Regions from separate parts of the Homo sapiens genome. Here region 2 is linked to region 1. Evidence: read pairs that join two places in POLR2A ChIA-PET (ENCODE). Cell type or tissue: OCI-LY7. All regions are shown on one strand.

Region 1 (5,000 bases):
TTTATTTGCCTTGTTTACCAGTGTATTCCAAGTACTTAGTACAGCAAGCACCTGGCTCAGTTGTAGGTACAGAATATGAATACATATGAATAAGAATTCTCAGTTGTAGGCAAAACTGAGGATGTGCATAGTGGCAAGGTGGGTCTTCTTGATGACTTCTCAACAATTCTCAGTTGTAGGCACTGAATATGAATTCATACTAAATAAGAACACATACTCAGTGAAGGAATTTGCAAATGATAGTGAGGAGCGTGGAGGAGCTCCCACACTGCCTTGCCCCACAGTTTAGCTATTGAAGGTGACATCTGAAGGAGGCAGTTTGGCTAATAAGTACAGGGGGCAGACTCTCCTTAAGGGTAAGAGTGACAGGGAGGTCACTTTCAGAGTGCAAGAAGGGTGACAGGAAACATGAGCATGAGCAGGGCCTGAGGGTCTCAAGGGCCCCTTCTAGCTCTAACCTTCAGTGATTTCAGGCCAGGTGAGGTGCTGAGCTCCCTGGCCCCAGAAGCATTCCAGCATAGGCTGGCTGATGTCTCAGCAGGGATGCTGTGGAGGGGCCCAAGCATGAGAAAAGTACAAGAAGTGGATGCCCTCAAGGCCTTCTCTAGTAATAAGACTTGAAAATTAAACAACTCACCCCTCCCTGACCACTCTCACACCCCAAAGCCTGAGGCCTGGAGTCCCTGGGCCAGCTGGGGAGGGTCCTCCTGAGCTATTGCCTCACCCTCCCTACGCCCCTGTTACCCCATGGTTATGGCCACAGCACCTCCTCCTTCTTCCCTTCCCACGCAGAGCTCATTCTATTTTTGGTGAGGCCAGGTGACAGTGACCCTGACAAAGAGCACTGCTTGGTCAGATGGAAGGAAGGCAAGTGAGGGGCACCTGCCTCTAAGCCTTATTCTCCCATGTCTTCCCCCAGCTCTCCTCCATCCACCAACATGGCCACAAGGCCGCCTCTGGACCAGATCTATCCATCGGGTTTGCTCTGTGGTGCCCCACTTGGAGACACAGGTGGACATGGTGTTCAGAGGTGTGGGACAAACACATAAGATGGACGAGAGCAATGGTGGAGAGATGGGAAGGGAGGCTGAGGCCGGGCGTGGAGGACACGTCCCTGAGGCACCCAGCAGCCTGAACACTCTCATTTTGTCTCTTTTCATCAGAGTCCTTAATCTCTTAAACTGCCTGATGCCAAGAAATGTAGAGCTGCAGGATATGCTGGGCCCCACCCACGAAATTTGTATTTATTCACAGCCTTCTTATAAGCAAATATGTTCTTTTGTCAATAAGCCACCCGGAAGAGTGTCTCTGGGGACATCACCCCTTTGCTTTTATTTCTCTGGAAAATAATTAAAGAACATTCACATCAGAAAGATTTTATGAATTTATGTAATCCCTGAAATGTTGAGTTTATGCATTCCCACACCTCCCATCTAATTATCCCATTCCCCTCACATTAAAAAGAAGACCAGATTATTTTCCATCATTTTCTTCTGAAGTATGCTTTTTGTTTTTTGTTTTTTGAGACGGAGTCTCGCCCTGTCACCCAGGCTGGAGTGCAGTGGCGCAATCTCAGCTCACTGCAAGCTCTGCCTCTGGGTTCACGGCATTCTCCTGCCTCAGCCTCCCGAGTATCTGGGACTACAGGCGCCCGCCACCACGCCTGGCTAAGTTTTTATATTTTTAGTAGAGATGGGGTTTCACCGTGTTAGCCAGGATGGTCTCGATATCCTGACCTCATGATCCACCCGCCTCGGCCTCCCAAAGTGCTGGGATTGCAGGCGTGAGCCACCGCGCCTGGCCCTGAAGTATGTTTTTGCAATTCAGCAGCTGCTCCACTGTAATGATGGGGGAGGGACCAAGAAAGGCAAACAGAAAGCAATGCAAACTTGGTAACAAACACAGGCACCTCCCCACCTGCTTCCGTGAACATCTGCATAGCGTTCTCAAACCTTACCTCCTTCCATATGTAATTCAGTCAAGCAGCTGTTATTTCTTTTCCAGTTTTATAGATGAGGTAACCAGAGCTCAGAGAGGTTAAACAGCAACGGGTAGTGGCCTGTACAGGAGCCAGGCCTTCCGGCTCCAAGTCTCGTGTGCTCTCTTCCTGCTTCACAAATGCCTCTCCCCAAATAGGACTCTGTGGCCCACGATACTCACTGAGGACATTTGGTGAAGTGACTAAGCATGGACTCCAGGGATGCACAGTTCTAGCTCTGACTTACTATTGTGTGGTCTTAGTCTAAACTAATTTCTTTAAGTCTCAGTTACCTCATCTGTAAAATAGGGATGTGGCAGGCCAATTCTCCCTGATAGTCACACAGACAGGCCTGCATGACAGTCACACAGACAGGCCTGCATAGCACCCCAGCTACACAGACAAATTTCCACAGCACTGCCTTAACATTGAGCAAATAGTTAAACCTAGAGAAATCGGTGCCCAGACATCAAAGCTGGAAATGAAACATATGGTCAGTAGGAGCCTTGCATGGGCTTCTCCCTAACCTGGAGCAAGCCAAAATAATAGAGACAGTCATAGATTCCTAGTGCCAGGACCTGTCTCTGGTCAATGAAATCTGAGACGAGTCAAGGTAACAGAGGCAGCTGTTTGAATAGATTCATTGGAGAGTCTAAGACAGCTCTCCGGACCAAGCCATAAAGGAGATAAGAGAGAAATAATCACTCCAGTACCACAGTAGACAGGCCTTGAAGGTATTGGAGGCCTTTTAATTGGACTTAGCAAGCTTTTTTTTTGCCTCTGACCTTCTAGTTGAAACAAAATTAGTTACCAATAGACTTAGGTGAATGCTATACTGCACAGAGGCACATAATCCCAACCTATATAAGCACTGAGAAAACTGTAACACTTTGAGTTGGACTGATAGAATTATCTCTGACCTTCTCACTGTATCTGGTTACAGCAATAAGTTCCCTTCTTTCCTAGTTTGTCTGCTTCTCATTATTGGGCCTTGAGAAAACACAGCTGAACTCAGCTTGGTTCCAGGAACAGGGACAGTAATGAATAAGTATTGCATAGGCCTGTTATGCACCCTAAATAAGATAATTTATGCAAAAAGCTTAGCATAAGGTATGACACATTAATTCCTAATAAGTAGTAGTTATTCTTATGGCAAGCTCTCTGTTGAGTGGGCAGTATTAATCAGAGGAGATTGGAAGAGGGCAAAGACAATAAAGTTGGTTAGTTGAGGTAAAATTAGGAGACATGAAACAGGTCAGCTAGATGTCAAAGAGACAGGTGGACTTTGAGAAGTGACAAAAGACAAAACAAAAAGAGGAAGTGGGCATAATCTTAGAATATTTCTTTTAACCACAAATGTGAGGGAAGCCGGGCCTCTCTTCTCTTTGAGGAGACCCTAAAAGTAACAGCTCAGAGATCTGAACCAACTGAGAAACAATCCCCAAAAATGTGTGCAGCCAAGAGACCACCTTTGTGATTGTGATGATTAAGTTTATGTGTCAACTTGACTGGGCCACAGAGTGTCCAGACATTTGGTCAAACATGATTCTGAGTGTTTTGTGAGGGTCTCTCTGGGTGAGATGAACATGTGAATAATTAGACTAAATAGAGCAGATTGCCCTGCCTAATGTGGGTGGGGACCATCCAGTCTGTTGAAGGCCTGAATAAAACAAAAGGGCTGATTCTTCTTCTAGTAAGGGGGAACTCTTCCTGCCTTGGGCTGGGACATTAGTTTTTCAGCCTTCAGACTCAAACTGAAAAATGGCTCTTCTTGGGTCTTGAGCTTGCTGGCATTTGGACTGAAAGAAACTGTACTATTGGCTCTCCAGCTTGCTGACTGCAGATCTTAGGATATGTCAACCTCTACAGTCACAAGAGCCATACTGCTCTCCTAATATGTGGGGCTGTCCCCTCAAAGAAACATTCTGCCTCTGTGGAGCCTCCTGAGACCACTGCTGGGCAGTTGAGATTTTGTCCCTCAAGAACTCGAGTCCACTCCAGGCCACACTATACTCGAGGCTGAGGTTTGCTCTTTGTTTGCCCATTCTAAATTATAGATAGACCCGTTTCACTGGGTCTGTCCTATCCCAGGCTAAAGCATGGGGGAATTTCTTCACTTTCTCCTTCCTCTTCACTCAAGACCAGCACAAGGTTGCAAACTAGAAAAATGTATCTGTTCTAAAGACGGAAGCCTTCCCTCTCATGGAAGTCCAGCCTCGAGAGCAGACGCTTAGCCTGCCCATTTGGTTCTCGCACCCTTGTTAATCATTGTGTTTGTCAGTGTTCTCTAGAGAAACAGAACCAACAGGATGTGTGTGCTTGTGTGTGTGTGGTTTTTTTGTGTGTACTCACATGCACCCATGAGGTAAGCACACAGATATACACCTATCTGTGTACACAAATGCATATACATTTATACACACACATACACATGCACACATACAGAAAGATTGGTTTATTAGAATGAATTAGCTCTTGTGACTGTAGAGGCTGACATATCTCAAGATCTGCAGTCAGCAAGCTGGAGATCCAGGAGATCCAATAGCATAGTTTCTTTCAGTCCATATGCCAGCAAGCTCAAGACCCAAGAAGAGCCATTTTTCAGTTTGCGTCTGAAAGCAGAAAAACTTATGTCCCAGCCCAAAGCAGGAGTTCCCCCTTACTTGAGGAAGAATAAGCCCTTTTGTTACATTCAGGCCTTCAACAGACTGGACGGGGTCCACCCACATTAGGGTGGAGTTTGTTCTGCCACTGTGCAGTTATCATTCTGGGATGGGGGTACCTTACTCTCCCAATGAGAAATTCTAAATTTCCTCTTTTGAGCCTGGTGCCTCCACCTTCTCAGAACTGCATAGGGCGTGAGCTTTGTTGGTGATGTGACCTCCAGAACAGACTGTGAGCAGATTTTTTTCTTTAATCCTGAGCCTATGCTTGCTGCTGTCCTTCTTGACTTTCAACTAGGCCTAAAAAAGCGGCCTCGGTGGGAATGCATTTCTCTTGCTCCACGTCTATTTTAGTTGCA
Region 2 (5,000 bases), 51 kb after region 1:
TAAAGTGCCACAGTCATGGAGTTCTTGCATGTTAGAAAGTATGTTTTTGCTTTATTCCTGAAATATATCTGGATTTAAAATTCTTGGGTTAATCTTTCTTCTCTTGAGGGTCTTTAAACATTAGACTATTGTCTTCTAGTTTTGAACGCAGCTACGAGTTTGAAGACAGCTTTTTCCCCTCCTCCACATAACTTGATTTTTTTCTGGTTGTCCACCAAATTCTTCAATTTTTTTTTTTTTTTGAGATGGAGCCTCTTTTTGTCACCCAGGCTGGAGTGCAGTGGCACCATCTCAGCTCACTGCAACCTCTACCTCCCAGGTTCAAGTGATTTTCCTGCTTCAGCCTGCCGAGTAGCTGGGATTGCACGCATGTGCCACCATGCTCAGCTGATTTTGTATTTTTAGTAGAGACGGGGATTTGCCATGTTGGCCAGGCTGGTCTTCAGCTCACGACTTTAGGTGATCTATCCACCTTGGCCTCCCAAAGTCCACCAAATTCTGTTTTAAAAAATCTCTGAAGTATAGTAACTTTATCCAAATATGTCATGTTGCTAATTCTGTATCAGTTTTCTGGATGCTTTCTTCTATTATATCTTTAAATATTTTTCATTTGCATTTATTCTGTTGGCTTCAGAATACCACTTATGGGAATATTGGATATCTTTTATCTGTCACTCATATCAATTATTTTCTCTGTCATAATTTAAACCTTTGTTCTTTCCTATTTTATTTTGTTTAGTTTTATCAAATCCATCTTTCATTACTATATTTTCAGCAATTTTTATTCATTTTTTGTTTTCTGATTTTAATATGGCTGATTTTCCTCTTCTGTTTTTTGAGCTTTGTTAATTTACCCTCAATATTCTTCTGTTTCTGCTACATTTTTTCAAGCCCAAAGTGTCATTATATGAAAAAAAGACTTTATTTTTAAAATTTCTCTGATGTCATGGAGAAGAGGTTGTCTGATTTTTTTTGGATGGCTGGGTGGCGTTGTGCTTCTTCTGCCTATACTGTTTTACTGCCTATGCTTTTTCATTCTGTCTACATGCCTGAATCCCATGCTAGTGACAGTCTGATTATGGCTTATCTCTCAACAAGGGCCACACTTTCCCAACTCTCTATTGACTGAAGAGCAGATTGTGGGACAAGCTGGGGTGTGAGCTGAGGCAGCAGACAGCTCAGACATAGGTATTTTGCTTCAGAGCATTTCCTCGCCATCTCTGCCATGTTTTCTTTCTTGAGAATCAAGAGGTGGTCCACCTGGCTTAGCATGACATCCTGTAGTTCACAGATTTTTTCCATGTGGTGATTTAGCATGTACTTCTCTTCAGGGAATAATGTTCACACCTGCAGAGCCAGTACTGTGTACCATCTCTCCTCACATCTGCAAAGTGCCTTATTCTGATCGGATGTCCCTGCTTTTTTGAGTGTTCTGTGGGACTTGAGGATGCTCCTACAGTCTCCATACTCCCAACACCTTGTCTTCTGAGTATGGGTTTACTGGTTTGGAGCTTCAGGACTTTGCCCCTTACTGTTGGAAAACTTGGAGCTTTTCCCGTAGATGTGTATTGGAGCCTGCGTTTCCTGCCACCTCATTTCTTCCCTTGGTTTGGTTTGAATTTCAATTTCACTGTGATTAGAAGCTGCTCTCCAGCATTTATAAGTTGAGGAATGTGGGTTTTCAAAAGTTTCACTGAAGATGGAGTTTCTTTTTTTGTTTGTTTGTTTTTTGTTTGTTTTTTGGTCATTTGTGGTTGGTTTCAGTAAGTAAAATGTGGTAGATATGCCTTTTTCTCAACTGAAGGAGATCCTTACCCTTATCTCAATAATGGTTGCCATATATTGGATGGTTACTGTAACACAGCATCACACCAGATACTTTGTAAATATTACCTTATTTAACCTTTGAATCAACAGGGAAAAAACACAGAAAATATTCTTTCAGGCAGGTATTTTTATCGTCATTTTATAGATGGGAAAAACTGAAGTTCAAAGAAATTGCATACTTTACTTTCAAGCATCTTGTAAGCCAAAAGGCACAATTAGTGGTAGACAGCTGTCTGAGCATGAGCCTAAAAAATTCAATAAAGAGCTTCAACAGTCACAGGTATCTGAACAGGAATCTAGATGCAAGATCTTCCTTCAGCCAGCTGTAGCAGCAGCAGGGGCCATGGTTTAATGGTTACCTCTCAAGAGCAATTACTAGGAGCCTATTTTGGTGACAGGAAATGGAAACTTAGAGTTCTGAAGTTTATAAATAAGCACTGTACTATTTACAACACAGAAAGATAAAAATTAAAGGTTCTTGGAGGGCGTATTTAAACAGGCAGTGTGGAATTAACCACAGTAATCTCATGATCACTGAGTGGGCTTGGAGTAGCTCTCGGGCTCTGTCAGTCAGTTTGGAGAGTGGGCAGAGCCTCTCAGGAGCTCCTGGAGGGATGAGCAGAATTTTGTATGCTGACAAGCAGGATGCTGTGGCCACAAAGTGTACTATGGTAAAGGGGGAGAGAGAGTTGATACAGATGAAGAGAAAGTGTTGGCAGTGAAAACAAATCTGGGCAAAAAGAAGCTTTAATTTCTTAAATGTTAATATTGGATTTTCCTGAGGGAAAGTCTTACAGGCAATGTTCTGTCACGATGGAGAGGTGAAGGAGCACGGGCATTGTTACCAGAAAAACTCAGGGCTCTGCCACTCACCAGCTAGGTGACCCTGAGAAAATTATTAAACTCGAGCTTAAGTGTCTTCATCCTAAAAATGGGGACCACGATGCCCACCTCACTAGGATGGTGTGAAAAATCACAGGAGATAACTCAATATATTCAAAACCTTTGTCTGCATGACACCAAAATCTCTTGCTTTTTCAAAGTTCTATTCACTTTCTGCACTTCAGCCTTTCTACCAGTTGTCTTTACTTGTGGTAATGCATGCTTATTAAAAATCCCTGGGTGACTGCCTATGTATTTAACAGCTCTATTGATGTACAATATTTAATGATAGTATTCACTCGTTTTATCACCATCATCTAATTTTAGAACATTTTCACTACCTCAGAAAGAAACCTGGCATCCATTTGCAGTCACTCTCAATTCCCACCAACAACCCAGGCAACTAACTGATTACCACCATTTGACTTTCTTTCTCTATAAAGTTGCCTATTTTGAACACAGAAATGAATTCATATAATTTGTTCCCTTTTGTATCTGGCTTCTTTCAATGAGTATAATGTTTCTGAGGCTCATCCATATAATAGCATACATCACTACTTTGTGAATTTGTATTTTGCAGTTTAAATCTTCTAGAGCAGTATAATCAGGTTTAGTAAGAATCTATTGGAGGGCAGGCACAGTGGCTCATGCCTGTAATCCCAGCACTTTGGGAGGTATAGGCAGGAGGATCGTCTGAGCCCAGGAATTTGAGATGAGCCTGGGCGATATAGTGAGACCCTGTCTCTACAAAAGATACAAAAACTAGCCAGGCATGGAGGTGCCTGCCTGTAGTCCCAGCTAATTGGGAAGCTGAGGCAGAAGGATTGCTTGAGCCTGGGAGGTTGAGGCTGCAGGGAGCTGAGATTGTACCACAGTACTCCAGCCTGAGCAACAGAGGGAAATCCTATCTCAAAAAGGGGAAGAAGAAAAAAGAATCTACTGGAATATTTCACAATTTTCTGAGTGTACTACCTATACCAACCTGAGTGTGTTAAATAAGGGCAACAGCTAGAGATGAGGAAAGAAAATGTCTCGATGTCCACCATAAGCAGCTGCTCAGACTTCCTGGGCATGCCACTCATGCTTTTGGGTTACATTGCATTCTTGCTGCTAATTTTGCAACTATATTCAAAAGGAATATTTGGTCAGATTAAATTGGCCCCTTGACTTTGTCCCTGAATGCTGGCCATCCTCTTTTTGTGTGCTGTGGCTTTGCTTACTTGAACAGGGTTCTAGGAACAAAAGCTCTGCAGCCTTCAAACTCTTTGCTAGTTCTCCAGTATGTGCCCATTCCCACACCTAAATCAACCCGTGGATACTTCCTGTTATTTTGTTTGTATTGACTTTTTTCTTCCTTTTTAATAGCTACCTGCTAATATTTAGGAAAAAGAATAATTGAAACAGGGAGGTATCATTAGATTTGTTAAGCAAATCTCCTCCCATCTTAGGATACATGCTGGGCCTGCCAAGGTGACTCTCATCTAAAATCTCTGCACAAAGACTCTTCTCTTCTTTGTGGCTCTTCTCCCACTCAGCTGTCTCAATACAGCATTGGCCTTGTTTATTCAGACGCTGATCCTTGGCAATGGAGAAAGCTTGTTATATGGAAAGAACATAGGTTTTGGGCTGGGCATGTTGGCCCATGCCTGTAATCCTAGCACTTTGGGAGGTTGAGGTGGGTGGATTGCCTGAGCCCAGGAGTTCAAGATCAGCCTGGGCAATATGGCAAAAACCCATCCCTACAAAAAGTAAAAAAATAAAAAATTAGCCAGGTGTGGTGGCATGTGCCTGTAGTTCCAGCTACTTGGGAGGCTGAGCTGGGAGGATCTCTTGAGCTCAGGAAGTGGAAGTTGCAGTGAGCCGATATTGTGCCACTGCACTCCAGCCTGGGTGACAGAGTGAGACCCCGTCTCAAAAATAAATACATAAATAATAAATACGAGTATAGGTTTTGGAATTGGACAGACGTGAAACTGAATCTTAGCTCTGTCACTGTCTGTGTGACTGGGAAAATTTTTGCAAAATTCTGACCCCAGTTTTTTCGTTTATAAAGCAGGTGTTGGTTATACTTGCCTTATAGTTGTCGTCAGGATTAAATGAGATGTTTGTAAAGTATATTACAAGCACATAGCAGAAGCTGCATAAATAGCAGTTATAAAGTGTATCAGCCTACCACCCTGAACTCTTGCCTTAGTTCTTCTTTCCAGTCACACAATTACTATTTCATCAAGGCTGTTCTTAGTCCAGGGCTTTCAGGCTCAGTAGCCTCCTAAGCCCAGCACAGTCATGGT

The links. ChIA-PET counts read pairs that join two places held together with the same protein. Peaks named below come from ENCODE experiments on the same cell type or tissue, not always from the same donor. Only the 100,000 strongest peaks of a DNase experiment are listed, where the experiment ranks them.
Region 2: POLR2A ChIA-PET joins it to region 1 with 42 read pairs; 2 of 35 experiments call an interaction of 5 or more read pairs at or near these places.

Annotation. Positions count from the first base shown.
Region 1 is chr1:157,508,959-157,513,958 of GRCh38, forward strand. It overlaps FCRL5 (Fc receptor like 5), which reads right to left. Exons shown (of 17, transcript NM_031281.3): 17 at 4,419-5,000. Among named protein-coding and RNA genes, the nearest start is that of FCRL5, 41 kb to the right of the region's middle. In OCI-LY7, no CTCF peak of the experiment used is centred here; DNase peaks (open chromatin) are centred at 1,943, 2,703, 3,323, 3,653 and 1 weaker place; H3K4me3 peaks cover 3,856 bases; H3K27ac peaks cover 4,773 bases.
Region 2 is chr1:157,560,411-157,565,410 of GRCh38, forward strand. No RefSeq gene overlaps it. Among named protein-coding and RNA genes, the nearest start is that of FCRL5, 10 kb to the left of the region's middle. RefSeq lists an enhancer at 2,119-2,318. In OCI-LY7, no CTCF peak of the experiment used is centred here; DNase peaks (open chromatin) are centred at 1,281 and 2,191; H3K4me3 peaks cover 1,853 bases; H3K27ac peaks cover 3,239 bases.